2 separate regions of the Homo sapiens genome follow, and region 2 is linked to region 1. Evidence: chromatin contacts called from ENCODE Hi-C or POLR2A ChIA-PET data. All regions are on one chromosome and are shown on one strand. The core of a region is the stretch at or near the end of the contact, and the rest is flanking DNA. Distances in the headings are between cores, read along the strand shown. Region 1 has its middle 46 kb from the start of DRAM1-AS1. Region 2 has its middle 35 kb from the start of DRAM1-AS1.

Evidence for each region. A loop is a pair of places that touch in the nucleus more often than their neighbours do. ChIA-PET counts read pairs that join two places held with the same protein, here RNA polymerase II (POLR2A). Pooled maps may share reads with other maps.
Region 2: a map of B cell shows a loop between it and region 1 (5-fold over the local background). The contact joins two enhancer-like sites. A Hi-C loop is called at or near these places in 2 of 168 maps with a recorded cell type or tissue (B cell and GM12878), 8 of 37 single-sample maps with no recorded cell type and 10 of 50 pooled maps. POLR2A ChIA-PET finds 5 or more read pairs at or near these places in 4 of 52 experiments (GM12878, K562, OCI-LY7 and 1 more).

Annotation. Positions count from the first base shown.
Region 1 is chr12:102,009,104-102,011,803 of GRCh38, reverse strand. No RefSeq gene overlaps it. Among named protein-coding and RNA genes, the nearest start is that of DRAM1-AS1, 46 kb to the right of the region's middle. Within about 2 kb of position 1,448, at least 5 of the 41 ENCODE cell types and tissues checked have a DNase peak (open chromatin) inside an H3K27ac peak, as active enhancers do; they include B cell and GM12878, where a contact is called at or near this core.
Region 2 is chr12:101,928,333-101,931,032 of GRCh38, reverse strand. No RefSeq gene overlaps it. Among named protein-coding and RNA genes, the nearest start is that of DRAM1-AS1, 35 kb to the left of the region's middle. RefSeq lists an enhancer at 302-381 and a silencer at 592-641. Within about 2 kb of position 1,331, at least 3 of the 41 ENCODE cell types and tissues checked have a DNase peak (open chromatin) inside an H3K27ac peak, as active enhancers do; they include B cell and GM12878, where a contact is called at or near this core.

The DNA.
Region 1 (2,700 bases), core at 199-2,698:
AAAAAATGTGTGCAGGATTAAAATGTTCTCACCTCACCTTGCAAATAAATAATTATTATTCATAGTTATTTACACACAGTCTAGAAAATTCCTAAAGTACTTATGTGAAAAATATATAAATGCATTTAACTAATTGTGCCCATTTTAGTTTAGTTCACCTGCAAGTAGAGCCTGAGAAAAGGACTTGGGTGTATACAGGTCATTCACAAGGTGATCCCAGAAAACAGAAGTAAAAAAACAGGGAGAGGAAAAGGGAGAAAACCACTTAAAAGTTTATTATCGGCCAGGTGAGGTAGCTCATACCTGTAATCCCAGCACTTCGGGATGCTGAGGTAGGTGGATCACTTGAGGTCAGGAGTTTGAGACCAGCCTGGCCAACATGGTGAAACCCTGTGTCTACTAAAAATACAAAATTTAGCCGGGCGTGGTGGCATGCACCTGTACTCCCAGCTACTGGGAGGCTGAGGCAGGAGACTCACTTGAACCCAGGAGGTGGAGATTGCAGTGAGCCCAGATGGAACCACTGCACTCCAGCCTGGGTGATAGAGTGAGACTCTCTCAAAAATAATAAAAAATTTAAGAAGTATGTTATCAAGATTGCCAGTTGGGGTTTGAGTGCTCCAAGACCCTCTGAGAAGCTTTCAGAATGCCTCCCAAAATTTTCCACCTAATAAAACTGGGAACATTAATTAAGCAATTTCCATCCCCCGTTAGTTGAGTTGCCTCCAGGGGCATTAATTATCCCTGCACTTCTGGGCTGTGCTTCTGTGTGGAAAAGCAGCACCCCAGTGTTGAAGAAAGACTTGGAACAGGAAGCAGAAAGATACATGGCTTCGGCTTGCAGTGGGATTTCACAAGCAGAAAGGACAAGTCCAAGCTTACTCACCTAGAACTATCCATGTAGCTGTGACTGATACCGGAAGTGGACGAGGGAATGTGCAAAAGAGATATTTGCTGCAGTCTACCCAAATGCAGTCAATTCAGAACTGATTGAGTCCCATGTTAAGTCTACTTTGTCTTTTGTCTGTGGGATAACACAAGGTGATGGCCAGCCACAGTCTTTCTAAAATCTACACATGAAGATTAGTGAGACAAGCCACAATTACTGTCACTATGACTGAACGCAAGGCCAAAACTGGTACTTATCATCTTCTTCCACCACCCATTTTACATTTCTCCTGCTCTATATCAGAAATTCCGCTGGTCTAGGCTGGTTGTCAAGCATAGTGACCCAGACCTTCATCCTTTAAGTTTTCTAGGGCTTTGATTGCTTTGCCCTGTTTAGGCTATGATTATCACAGTCATCTGTTTGCTGTTTCTTACCAGGCACTGAAGCACCACGACATGCCCCAGTGAACCACCTGCGTTCTAGACACATTCTTCCTGTTTCATTTTGTAATCACAACCCTAGCTCCTCATGTTAACATATTACTTCCTATTTTTGTCCCACAGACATGAGCAGTCCCAAGGGACCGATTGGCAGCAGTAGATTCAGCTTAGTGGAATCCTTACTGTGCTCCCCCATGGAAGTGTGCTAGTTCCTTCCCCCTACCCCATCTGGGAACTGGGACTTCCAGGAAAGTCTGAGGCGGCAGGGATGGGAAGCACAATTACAAAAGAATGTCACTGAGAATGGTGGAGAAGGATCATTCCTATTTCTTTTCTCTTGGTTCCTGGATCTGTGAATCCTGGCAGCTGAGGACATGGCATCATATGCTAGCCATTTTTGTAGTGCTTTTACCACATCCTAGAGATTAGCACTTCAACCTTGCAGAATGTCATCTCTGAGATGGTGACTACAATGAGCCTATAATAGACCATTTCATTGTTCTATTTGATTGATTTCTTCTGGATGATGCTGTATGCGGTAAGACAAGTGGATCCAACAATTCATGCGCCTGTTGTTAGTCATTTACTACAAAATAATCCCAAGATCTGAGGCAGTGTAATGCGAGATACCATGTTGGTAATAGACATCCTGTAGGCTATCAGAGGGTAATGCTGGCAGAGGTGCTGCTGGAAGGAAAGGAAAGCCCCTATTAAGAGTAGTAATTAATTACAATAAGAAAGAATTACTCCTCTTCCAGGGTGGAAGGAATTTAATGCAAATAAATTGCTCCCAAGTGACTGGTTAACCTCTTCAAGGAATAGTACCAAATCATTGGTCTCTGCTGCCGACAAATAGGGTATTCAGCAGTAGCTGAATCCTAGCTCATCTAGCTCATCACTAGATGAGCATTAGTGTGGAAGCCCAAGCTGTTGGGCCCAAGCATAGCCGGCATCTCTGCTGCCACGATTACTCCATTTGTGGGCTCATTGTATAACCTGGGGCAATCAAGGACAAGGCTGGCTGACATCTACTGGAGAAATCATCTTGTCCACCTAATTTTTGCCTCCTCAGGTGAGTGTTTTCTTTCTGGCATTTCATCCTACAAAAATCTCCACACTTTGGACACATTCCCATAGTTTTGTCCACATTCTTCATCCTTAAATCTCACTTTCTCTAATCTTCCAATATTGCTCCCTTCTTATCCCTGACCAGCCAAACCAGTTACCAAGATCAAAAGTCTGTAGTATTTAACTCAGGCCATGTGCTTCTTCAGCAACATCATGACAAAGTGTACTGTTTGAAGCTCTGTCCATCAGGAAGATTATTTTCCTCACCACTAATTGTTAGAGCCACCTCTGTCAGAGGCAGCA
Region 2 (2,700 bases), core at 82-2,581, 81 kb after region 1:
CATTATTCACAATGTGGAAGCAACTGAAGTGTCCATCAACAGATGATTGGTAAACAAAGTGGGTATAAATGTACAATGGAATCTTACTAAGCCTTAATATGGAAAAAATTCCAACACATGCTACAACATGGATGGTGCTGAGACATTACGCTAAATGAAATAAGCCAGTCACAAAAAGAGAAATGCTGTATGATTCCACTTATATGAGGTATCTAGAATAGTCAAAATCATAGAGCCAGAAAGTAGAATAATGGTTGCCAGGGGCTGGGGCAAGAGGGAATCAGGAGTTATTGTTCAATGGGCACAGAGTTTCAGTTTTACAAGATGAAGAGGGTTCTGGAGATGGATGGTGGTGATGGTTGCACAACATTATGAATGTATTCAAAACCACTGAACTGCACACTTAAAAATGGCTACGACGGCCAGGCGTGCGTGGTGGTGGCTCACGCCTATAATCCTAACACTTTGGGAGGCCCAGACAAAAGGATCTCTTGAGTCCAGGAGTTTGAGGCCAGCCTAGGCAACATAGTGAGACCCTATCGCTACAAAAAATACAAAAATTAGCCAAGCACGGTGGTGCACACCTGTAGTCCCAGCTACTTGGGAGGCTGAGGTGGGAGGATCACTTGAGCCCAGAGGTTGAGGCTGCAGTGAGCCAAGATCACACCACTGCACTCCAGTCTGGGTGGCAGAGTGAGATCTGTCTCAAAAAAAAAAAATCACCAAGATGATAAAATTTATGTTATATTTTACCACAGTAAAGTAATAATAATGGTCACCAAGAGTGTTCAAACATAATAATAAAATGATAATAGTAATAAATTAAAATAACTTTTTTAAAAAGTGAGCACTGAGGACTTCTTTTACCCAGCCCTGTGATAGCCTAGATGGTCCTTTCCCTGGGCCTCACCATGACTTCTCCTTTGGGAAGTCCAGACAGACGGACGACAACCCCCAGTCCCTCTTACCGCACCATCCAGAAGCAAAAGATACCAGGAGTTGAGAGTCATAAGAACCCACACCTCACAGCCACCAGAGCCTGAATCGTACTGAAAGCCTGCTGCACCCTGTCTCACTGCGCAGTGGAATCCTTGGCCTCTTCAGTGCTCCTCCTCAGGCTGTGGTGGTTGCAGGAGAACTGATATGGCTTGGCTATGTCCCCACCTAAAATCTCATCTTGAATTGTAATAATCCCCACGTGTCAAGGGGGGCCCAGGTGGAGATAATTGAATCATGAGGGCGGTTTCCCCCATACTGTTCTTGTGATACTGAGTTCACACGAGATGTGGGGGTTTTATAAGGGGCATCCCCCCCTTTGCTCGGCTCTCATTCTCTCTCCTGCCACCATGTGAAGAAGGATGTGTTTGCTTCCCCTTTCGCCGTGATTATAAGTTTCCTGAGGCCTCCCTAGCCATGTGAAACTGTAAGCCAATTAAAGCTCTTTTCTTTATAAATTACCCAGTCTCTGGTACGTCTTTATTAGCAGCGTGAGAACTGACTCATACAAGAACTGATCCCCATTCCCACCAAAGACCAGGTGTATCATACAAACCCTCTCTTACTGTTTCTACTCCTGATTCCTATCACCTGCTCCCACCCCCACAATTCTTAGATGCCCAGACTTCAACCAGGACCTGCCGTTTTGAAGTGGCAATCCAAACATTTCACCCATTTTTCTAAACTTGCCAGCTTAAGGGTTTCATTTCTCAAGGCCTTATATTATATAACCCTAGAAAAGCTGACAAATTAATTCATACTCCTAAGGCAGTGACTGGGAATCACACTGTCAGCATGGCAAAGGTTAACCGTAGGAGTCACAGTCCTGGGTTTGGTTCTAGCCCCATCATTTGGTATCTGGTGACAACCTCGCTACATCTTAATTTCCTCATGAATAAAATAGGGTTAACTATGAGGAAACGCCCTCCTTACAGTGTCTGTGATATAGGAAATAATCAGTATTAACAGAACATAAGTGATCATGTAAGCAGATGAAGAAATATCCTTAGTTTTTAGGTGAAAGTCCCTGAATACCTGGTACTGAAAAAATTATGATGCCTCCCCATAGGTAATTCCAAATAATATTTTCTTTTTCCAAATGACATAAAGGATACATTTAGGCAAACATAAAGCTGATTATTTCCAAGTCAATTTTTAAGTTTCTCAAAGGTAAAGTTTCTTTCCTCTCTCTCTCTCTCTCTCTCTCTGACTACTGAATTGCTGGTGTCCCCCACTCATTGAGTCATTCTGCAGTAACCACCAAGCTACAAGGTCAGGGAGGATCAAAAGGTCTGTGGGTTGCCCCTGGTGTTCTGTCCTGGATCACTTTGCCAGAGAGGAGAGAATATTGTGCTTGATTGTTGATGTCTGTAAAAATACAATCGTCTCCAGCTGGGCATGGTCGCTCACGCCTGTAATCCTAGCACTTTGGGAGGCCGAAGTGGGCGGACCATGAGGTCAAGAGATCAAGACCATCCTAGCCAACATGATGAAACCCCGTCTCTACTAAAAATATAAAGCTTAGCTGGGCGTGGTGGCACACGCCTGTCGTCCCAGCTACTCGGGAGGCTCAGGCAGGAGAATCACTTGAACCCGAGAGGCGAAGTTGCAGTGAGCCAAGCTCGCACCACTGCACTTTAGCCTGGTGACAGAGCGAGACTCCATCTCAAAATTTAAAACAAACAAACAAAACAACAACAACAA